Linked DNA regions of Homo sapiens: region 1 is linked to region 2. Evidence: chromatin loops called from intact Hi-C (ENCODE). Cell type or tissue: CD4-positive, alpha-beta T cell. All regions are shown on one strand. Region 1 has its middle 58 kb from the start of LINC01243. Region 2 overlaps LOC105376009 (a long non-coding RNA gene).

What was found. A loop is a pair of places that touch in the nucleus more often than their neighbours do. Peaks named below come from ENCODE experiments on the same cell type or tissue, not always from the same donor. Only the 100,000 strongest peaks of a DNase experiment are listed, where the experiment ranks them.
Region 1: a loop joins it to region 2, with 5 times the contacts of the local background. A loop is called at or near these places in 2 of 110 quality-filtered maps.

The regions. Positions count from the first base shown.
Region 1 is chr9:31,320,600-31,325,599 of GRCh38, reverse strand. No RefSeq gene overlaps it. Among named protein-coding and RNA genes, the nearest start is that of LINC01243, 58 kb to the left of the region's middle. In CD4-positive, alpha-beta T cell, no CTCF peak of the experiment used is centred here; no DNase peak of the experiment used is centred here; H3K27ac peaks cover 1,637 bases.
Region 2 is chr9:31,117,197-31,122,196 of GRCh38, reverse strand. LOC105376009 (a long non-coding RNA gene) reads left to right here. Exons shown (of 3, transcript XR_929539.2): 3 at 2,185-3,143. Among named protein-coding and RNA genes, the nearest start is that of LINC01243, 260 kb to the left of the region's middle. In CD4-positive, alpha-beta T cell, a CTCF peak has its summit at 2,102 (motif pointing left); a DNase peak (open chromatin) is centred at 2,106.

The DNA of each region.
Region 1 (5,000 bases), 200 kb before region 2:
CCAACCCCCGGGCCATGGACCAGTGCAGATTTGTGGCCTGTTAGGAACCAGGCCACACAGCAGGAGGTGAGTGGCTGGTGAGAAAGCATTACTGCCTGAGCTCTACCTCCTGCTCGATCAGCAGTGGCATTAGATTCTCCTAGGAGCGTGAATCCTATTGCAAAGTTCACAAGCAAGGGATCTAGGTTTCATGCTCCTTATGGGGATCTAACTAATACCTGATGATCTGAAGTGGAACAGTTTCATTTCAAAACCATTCCCCAACCCATTCCACAACCCCCCATGCATGGAAAAATTATCTTCCACAAAACCTGTCCCTGGTGCCAAAAAGGTTGGGGACTGCTGTCCTAGACTACAAACATGTATAGCATGTTACTGTACTAAATACTGTAAGCAGTTGTAACACAATGGTATTTGTGTATCTAAACATATTTAAATATAGATATGTTTATAAAGATACAGTAAAATATATTGTACTAAATATTTTAAAATTGTACATTTGTACAGGACACTTACCATAGAGAAAGCTTGCAGGACTAAAAGTTATTCTGGGTGAGTCAGTTAGTGAGTGGTGAGTGAATGTGAGGGTCTAAAACATTAGTCTACAGTTCTGGAGGCTTTACGATACTGTACACTGAGGCTATCCAAATTTATATTAAATACTTTTTCTTCAATAATGAATTGACTTTAGCTTACTAAAACATTTCTACTTTATAAACTTTTAATTTTTAAAGAAGTTTATGAGTCTTTTATAGTAGCACTCATTTTAAAACATCAATACATTGTACAGTTGCACACAAATATTTTCTTTATATCTTTATTCTATGATTTTTTTCTATTTAAAAATTGTTATTAATTAGTTATTTTTTTAAAAATTTTGTTAAAAACTAAGACTCAAACACACATATTAGCATAGGCCTACACAGGGTCAGGATCAATATCACTGTCTTCTATCTCTACACTTTGTCCCACTGGAAGGTCTTCAGTGGCAACAACATTCATGGAGCTGTCATCTCCTGTGATAACAATGCCTTCTCCAGCAGTAACTCCTAAAAGACTACCTGAGGCTCTTCTTGAGGTTTCACTCTTTATATAAATAAGTATTATGACATTTAGAAACCCACAATGTTATTAACTGATAGGAATTTTCAGCTCAATGATAATATTATGGGACCACTGTATTATATGTGGTCCATTGTTGAAAGAAAAGTTCTTATGCAATACATGACTGTACAACAGCATTCAAAACAGGTTGGGATTTCATTTCCTCCCCAGGAGGTAGCTCCCTGCCCTGTGAGCTCCTCACCATTCTGCTACACCAAGTGCTGTAAGCCCTGCAGTGGAGCCTCTGTACTGACAGAAGGAACCTTTCTTCTAGATAAAGTGACACTCTCGGCAAAATAAAAGTGTGGTTATGAAAAAATAAGTATGTAAAAGACAGTGGAAAGAGAGATCAGTGCAATGGGGAAGAAAAACAGAGAACCAGTAAGATGCCACACCTGCACAAATCAAGATAACATAAAAGCCCTGTTACATGTGAAAAAAAAATTAAAAACCCTCCAGGTGAGTAGTACTAGGGCTTTCCTTTGAAGTGCTGTGGACAAATATAGGAACACAGGGTAGGAAGTGTTAGAGAATCCTGAGTCTAAACAGGCCTAAGAGATCTCTAGCACTTCCTGTACTGGTGTCTTCAGGAGATTGTGGTTTCCTAAGGGCTTTACACCTTTGTGATTAGGATAAAACTTGTATGGTTGCCTTCGCAGCAGACTGAGCAGTTAAGTATTCCTCCTTAAAAGGCTAAATATGCAGAAGTGATAGTGACATAAAAGCTGCTGTCATTTAGTTTGGTTTAAAATGTGTTATTTAAGGGATATATGGATAATAAGGGAAGTTGGAAGAGTAAGGAGAGGAATAATAATCTGAGAATAAAAGATTCACTCTAGATGGCAGGGAAATGATAGCAGTTGCTCGAGGAAGAGATGCTCTGCTCTTTAGGTAAATATTTCAGAAATTCTTCATATTCTTCTGTAACTTTTATTATACATATAATTTTATGCTTCTATAAATGCTCCAAACACATAAATGAACACCTAGATGCAATTCATATCCCTTCCAGTTTAAAAAAGTAAATTTGTCTGCAAAAAATAACCCAAAATGCCACACAGCAAAATAAGAGCAATTTGGGTTTAAAAGAAGAGTCTGACAAGTGGGAGAGAAGACAGACAGCACTACATGACCTCCAGCCAATTTCCTCTGTCCAGTTGAAGTGATTATCCACATATTATTAAGATTGGTATACTTTTCATTACAGGCACTGTGTAGAATTTACACAATTTTAATTATACCATAATAGAAGAATTTGTTTCACTCAAATAACATTTTTCTTTCTTGCAGAAGGGCAAAAATACTGTAGCAAAGATTCTAGTTCCAGGCAATAATTTCAGGCAAGTGCTTCTCTTCACTTTCTCCTAAAATGACTAAAGAAATATAGATATACTTATCTTTAGACAACTGGGAAGGGTGACTTGTACAGTTCTGAAACTTGAAAATTTCTATTAATAAGGCAGAGGAAATCAGATAGAGGGAAGATTTGATCAAGGACATGTTATCACTCCACATGACAAAAGCATGTGAGTGATGGGGCAAGATCTGAGGCAGAATATTGCAAATCATCCAAAGGTGAGAAACTGAGTAGAGATGAGAAGGACTACAGTGAGACAATGAGACAGGGGACTTGGGCAATGCAAGTTTTATATGTGACTTCAGAGATGAAATATGTTCTGGAAATCAGCCAGTAACAGATGCAGTGAATATTGTGCAGAGGAAAGTGAAGGAATGCCCGTGCTCTAAAAAAATTAGCAAATAATATTAATAATGACATTAAGTTCTTGCAATGGCAACGATAAAACCAATGGCAACAACACTGTGTCGCAGCTATGGATGACTTCTCACAGAACACTGTAAGTGTTACAAACTCTTTTACTCCCATTACCTTCTTTCGTGGAACCTGACACTACTGGGTAACACGAAAAGAGTCATGAGAACAACCTAGTGCTCAAACTGATAAAATATTACTGATTCCAAACTATCCTGTGAAACACCAGAGGGAATCAATTTCACTCGTTCTCCATCCAGAGTTTCTTCCAGGCAACAATTTTATAAAATAGAGTGGCTGGGACAATGCAGGCGAGAGACTTTCTGATTCATGATTATGAGTGGACTTTCACCTAATTCATTGGGAGAAATAGCAAATGCTGAGAAGCTTTGTTGTTTACAGGAGGATCAAAGAAAATCTGCTCTGCATGACTGCCAGTCCTTCCTTCATGACACCATTCTTTCCCTATTGCACTGTGTTCACTCAAACTTCGCCAGGATTCCTTCTATATTTTAGCCAATAAAACCACATTTCTCTAACACTATTTTCTCACATTTCCTTTTGATATATACATTTATTTTTGCTATACTCTGATTAACGCAGGGAAGGTATCCCATAACCTGATTTGTGCTACTTCAGTGGTTTGGTTTCAGATGGACCATATATCTATTTGGTCAAATTTCAACTATAATGATGGCAGCAGCAGCCCATCTGGAGCAGCCACTGCCAAGAGGGTGGCTGCAGCAGGGGAGGCATGGCTGGGCTGCATGCTCAGTGGAGCCAGTGGGAGCCGGGAGCAGGCAGGAGCCCTGCCCTCCCAGGCACAGCTGCAACCACCCAGGCACAGCTGCAGACCTGGGCCTCCCTGTGCTCTTGGAGGCTGGGAGCAGGTGGGAGCCCTGCCCTCCCAGGCACAACTGCAACTGCCCAAACTGTGACTGCAGACCTGAGCAACTCGGCATTCTCAGAGTCCTGAGAAGGCGCCCCCATTCCCACAGGCTCAGAGGTGTCTGCTCCTGCTTCCTGGCCTCTCCCCACTCTCAGCTCCTGCTCCACTCTTGGTGTGAGGTTGGGGCCAAACCTGGATGCTGTTGCAGCCTGGGCGGGTGTTCACACACTCGGAGCAGTGCTGGCATGCCAGCCTTCTGCCATCTTGGCCTCTTCTGGACTTTGGGCACCGATGAGCATGGGAGTGAGGCTGAGAGGGGGCTGAGGACAGCTGGGAGCTGACTTGCAGACACCCTTGTCACAAACAGGTGGCAGGAGGCAGCCAGGCTCCTGGGCGGAAGGAGGTGGGTCCCTGTTGAAGCCCCACCTTCAAGCCTGGGAGAGCCTAAAGCCTGGGGGCTGGGCTGCTGGTCCTGCAGACCCGAGGTGAAACTTGGGCATACTTTTTCCAGGCCCACCATGGCCACCCATGAACCAATCGACATGCACTTCTTCCCCTCCAAGGCCCATAAAAGCCCTGGAATCAGTCAGACTTGAGACTACAGGATGACCAGTTGTAGAGAGGAGCTACCCATTTTAGGGTCTCCTCTCTTCTGAAAGCTAAACATTTGTCAGGACAACCCGCCTGTGGAGAGAAACTACCCAGTGTGGGTCTCCTCTGAGCTGTTCTGTCCCTCAACAGAGCTCTTCTTCACCTTCCTCACTCACCACTTGTCCGCGTACCTCATTCTTCCTGAATGGCAGGACAAGAACTTGGAACCCACCGAATGGCAGGGCTGAAAGAGCTGTAACACAAATAAAGCTGAAACTGCCCCTTGCTCGCCACATTGCAGGCAGCAAGAAGGAGAGAAGCAGCTGCGGCCCTTTGAGGATCCCAGACCTGGGAGCTCTCTGAGCCAGGGCTGTCACACCCTCTTTGGGGCTCTGCAGTTCCTGGTGTCTCCAGGCTTCCAAACACCACTGCATTCCCAGGTGCCAGCCATGGAAGCTGCTTATGGTATGCCTGGTCCAGCCACAGCCTTGCAGGGAGCTGGCACCCATGCCGGCACCTGGAACTGCCCGCCCTTCCACAGCTAGCATCCCTGGCTGTGCGCAGTGGCCAGATCCTATGCTCCCACACACACCCGTGGCCGTTCCATGCCTGGCAGGTGTGGGATCCAGTCCAGTAGCGTGAGCC
Region 2 (5,000 bases):
TTTGCCCAAAATGCTTATAGTGATATGGACAATAAATCCAGGCTGAGGTAGTCTCAGATGGAGATGAGGAACTTGTTGGGAACTGGAGCAAAAGTGACTCTTGTTATGATTTAGCAAAGAGACTGGTGGCATTTTGCCCCTCCCCTAGAGATCTGTGGAATTATGAAATTGAGAGAGATTATTTAGGGTATCTGGTAGAAGAAATTTCTAAGCAGCAAACATTCAAGAGGTGATCTGGGTACTGTTAAAAGCATTCCATTTTAAAAGGGGAACAGAGCATAAAAGTTCAGAAAATTTGTAGCCTGATGATGCAGTAGAAAAGAAAAACCCATTTTTCTGGGGAGAAATTCAAGCCGGCTGTAGAAATTTGCGTAAGTAGTAAGGAGCCTAATGTTAATCCCCAAGACCATGGGGAAATGTCTCCAGGCCATGTCAGAGAGCTTCACAGCAGCCTCTCCCATCACAGGCCAGGAGGCCCAGGAGGAAAAATTGGTTTCGTGGACCAGGCCCAGGGTCCCTGTGCTATGGGCATCCTAGGAACTTGATGCCCTGTGTCCCAGCTGCTCCAACCATGTCTGAAAGGGGCCAATGTACAGCTTGGGCTGTGGCTTCAAAGGGTGGAAGCCCCAAGCCTTGGGAGCTTCCATGTGGTGTTGAGCCTGCAGGTGCACAGAAACCAAGAATTGAGGTTTGGGAACCTCTGCCTAGATTTCAGAAGATGTATGGAAATGCCTGGTTGCCCAAGAAAAAGTTTGCTGCAGGTAGGGAAACCTCATGGATAACATCTTCTAGTCCAGTGCAAAAGGGAAATGTGGGGTCAAAGCCCCCATGCAGAGTCCGTACTGGTGCACTGCCTAGTGGAGCTGTGAGAAGGGGCCTACCATCCTCCTGAACCCAGAATGTTAGATCCACCAACAGCTTGCACCGTGCACCTGGAAAAGTCACAGACACTCAACATCAGCCCATGAAAGCAGCTGGGAGGCTGTACCCTGCAAAGCTTCAGGGGTGGAGCTGCCCAGGACCATGGAAACCCACCACTTCCGTCAGCATGACCCGGACGCAAGATGGGGAGTCAAAAAACATCATTTGAAACTTTAACATTTGACTTCTCCGCTGGATTTTGGAATTGCATGGGGCCTGTAACTTCTTTGTTTTGGCTAATTTCTCCCATTTGGAATGGCCATATTTACCCAATGCCTGTATCCCCATTGCATCTAGGAAGTAACTAACCTGTTTTTGATTTTACAGGCTTATAGGCAGAAGGGACTTGCCTTGTTTCAGATGAGACTTTGGACTGTGGACTTTGGGTTAATGCTGAATTGAGTTAAGACTTTGGGGAACTGTTGGGAAGGCATGATTGGTTTTGAAATAGGAGGACATGAGATTTGGAGGGGCCAGAGGCAGAATAATATGGTTTGGCTGTGTCCCCACCCAAATCTCAACTTGAATTTTATCTCCCAGAATTCCCACATGTTGTGGGAGGGACCCAGGGGGAGGTAATTGAATCATAGTGGCTGGTCTTTCCCATGCTATTCTCGTGATAGTGAATAAGTCTCATGAGCTCTGATGGGTTTATCAGGGGGTTCTGCTTTTGCTTCTCCCTCATTCTCTCTTGCTGCCACCATGTAAGAAGTGTCTTTCACCCTCTTCCATGATTGTGAGACCTTCCCCAGCCAGGCGGAACTGTAAGTTCAGTTAACATCTTTCTTTTGTAAATTGCCCAGTCGCTGGTATGACTTTATCAGCAGTGTGAAAACGGACTAATACAGCCCCTAATAGAAAAATCAGGCACCACCTCAGCCCAGAATTCAGTACTCATTGCTCTAACTCTAGCCTTACAATTGGGAGCAGGCATGAGGCTTAAAATTTACAGACTCAGCCCATGCTTTCATGTAGTACATGCTCATGATGCTATTTGCTGGAAAAGAGGATTTTTAACAGCCCAAGATACTCTAATTAAACATGCTCCTGAATTTATGGCCCTATTGGAGGCAATTATACTTCCTACACAGGCAGTATCTTTCACTGCAAAGCCTATCAGAAGAACAATGATGAAATCTTCATTAAGAACAACGGGGCTGACAAATAAGTAAAAGTGGCAGCCAGGCTCCCCCTTCAGGCAGTTTTATTTCATACCCCAACTCCCTGTCTCTAACTTACCCTGGTTAAATTTGTTTCTTCCAGAATGCAGCAGTTGCACACCAAGCTTCTAAGGATGCAAGAGTATCAGCCAATGATACCCAGACACCTCCACGATTCTCCTTTAGACTTCGCTGGACGTCAGTTCCTTATGGACATCCTCTTCTCCCTGAGTCCCATCCTCCAGCTATGCCCAACAATTTAAGTACCATAACCCAAGACAATGACTCAGAGCATCCCCTGACAAGCCAACAACCTTAGGAATGGTCAGTTCTATGCCCAGGGTAGCAGAAAGTAGTTGGAAGATGAGACCTCTACCCAAATAGCACAGATTTGTCACTGTTGTTCTGTCAGGAGGGAAATGTGTAGCCCTAAGGAGTTAAAAGAAAATTGAAAAATGGGTTTTGCTGGCAGGAACAGAAACAGGGTAGAGGGGAGCAAATGTTCTAAGAAACAGGGTCAACCTCAAATGGCTCACTAGCATCTAAGCATCCTTTTACAAGCACCTAGCTCACAGCCCACCTGCATGCTGTCTGCAAGTACTCAGCTTAAGCAGCACGACCTTAAAAAATTTTCCTCCAGCCCCTGCCTCTTTGCAGGCAGCTTTCCCTCTGCTGTCTTGCCTACTGCTCTCTTGCAACATATTTTCCCCTTTTCTCGAAACAAATCTGCCTTTCTAAACTCATTACTGTCTTAGTAAATTCTTTTATCACCTATGTGCCGGCCTCAGACACTCAGTGACCACCACAGCATATGCATGTATTATGTATATGTATGTATCTTGTGTATATTTGTATCTTATGTATTTATGACATTATATAATCTTGCATATATACCTAATAAATATACAGTAAGTACTCACTTAGTGTCATCAATGGGTCTTGGAAACTGTGACTTTAAGTGAAGTGTTGTATAATGAAACGAATTTACTACAGGCTGATTGATATAAAGAAGAGTCAAGTTACTCCGGCATATTTCTAGTCAAAAAACATCATGAAACTTCTAAATAAAGGTGAAAGCCTTCTAATATTTAACACTGAAATAAATGGGAGCTATACATATATTTAAGAAAGATAAATAAAAGCAAGTAGGATGATTATTTACCCAATTATTTCAGTTCAGAATTGTGGGTGGCCAGAGCCTAACCAGGCAATTCGAGACACAAGAGAAACCAATCCTGGACAGGACACTATCCCATTGCAGAGTATACTCTCACACACTTCCACATTCTTACATGTGGGGACAATTTAGACACTCGTCCAATTAACTGAATGTGCATATCTTTGGGATGTGGAAGGAAATATAAGTACTTGGGTAATGCCCATGCAAAGATAAGGAGAAGGTTCAAACTTCACGAAGACAGTGGCCACAGCTGAAGACGATATTTTTTATCATAAACATTCTATCTTAATAACGTTGAACAATATGAGGTTGAGGACCTGCTGTATATATTTTATAAATATAAGTATATAAACACACACATGTGCACTTATATATGCACACACAAAAACACGTACACACATACACACTTACAGCTTATAAACCAAAGTCAACATCTAAAATCCTGAATCCTTTCCCAATCAATGCCACTGATTACCAGCAGAGCCTAATATTTTTTTCCTGATGTTAGCTTAGCTAATAATATCTCAATTAATAAGAAAGGAAAGGAAAGAAAGCCATTTTGTAACCAAGAGATTTTTCAAAGTTTTGATAATTTTTCTTTGACTTTCTAAAAGTAAACAGAATAAAATCTGTCTTAACAGTCTCATTACTAAAATGTCTTAATAGCCTCATAAGCCATGTGATGTTCCACATAAGCTGTCTCCAGTTTATTCCCTTTCATCCTGCCCTGCATTCACTAACCTCAGAAATGCTTGACATAAACGAAATTCAACCCCTACTAAGAGTTTTTGCAGCCCCATTTCCTTCATTTTCCACCCTATCCCTCCAATTTTAAGGCTGTCCCCAAATTTTAATATTACCTTCTCATGGAGATCTTTTGCAATCACCTTGGTAAAAGCAATACACCCAGGGATTTCCTATAACACTATACTATTTGACTTACACAACATTAATTAAGATGTAAAGTAATCTTAATTCACGTATCTATCATCTGTATTGACAATAAAGGATAACTGAGTAATTTTTTTAAGAATGGTCTCTTTATATTTTGTTCATTATTCTATCCCAAGTCTCTAAAATAAGGTCTACCACTTAAGAGGATTTGATAAACATAATTGACCAACTTCATACCATTTTGGTTTCCTAGCAGAGAAACTGAGAGGATGGAAAGGTGAAAAAGAGAGCAATGTTGGAAAGTGTGCTGCCGTTCTGAGAGTTCAAAGCTAATTCTATTTTTATGCAATCACCGTATCTATTTTATATCTTGGATATCTCTGATGTTTTGTTGATTTTATACATTAATGATATCATTTGTTTATCATATGCCATATATATTTTAAGTGTTTTCCCAGGTTGCTATTTTTTAAATGTATGTTTATGGTACTGTTTGTTTTATAAGGGTTTTTTAAATTTTTGTCTTACTCGTGTCTTTAATTCATTTTAGGCAAGTTTAGTGATATATAATTTATAAGCCATTAATTTCACCTAATATGTGTGACTTAATAATTTTTAGTAAATATATTGAACTCTGCAACCATCAGCACAGCAAGTTTTAGAACACTTCGCTCATCCCCAAAATGTTCCATTGTACCCACTTGCAAACAATACTTTCCCACTCTCAGTTCCATGGTGGGAATGTAAACTACTTCAGCCACCATGGAAAGCAGTTCAGATATTTCTCAAAGAACTTAAAACATAACTACTATTCAACCTAGCAATCCCATTACTGGTTATATATC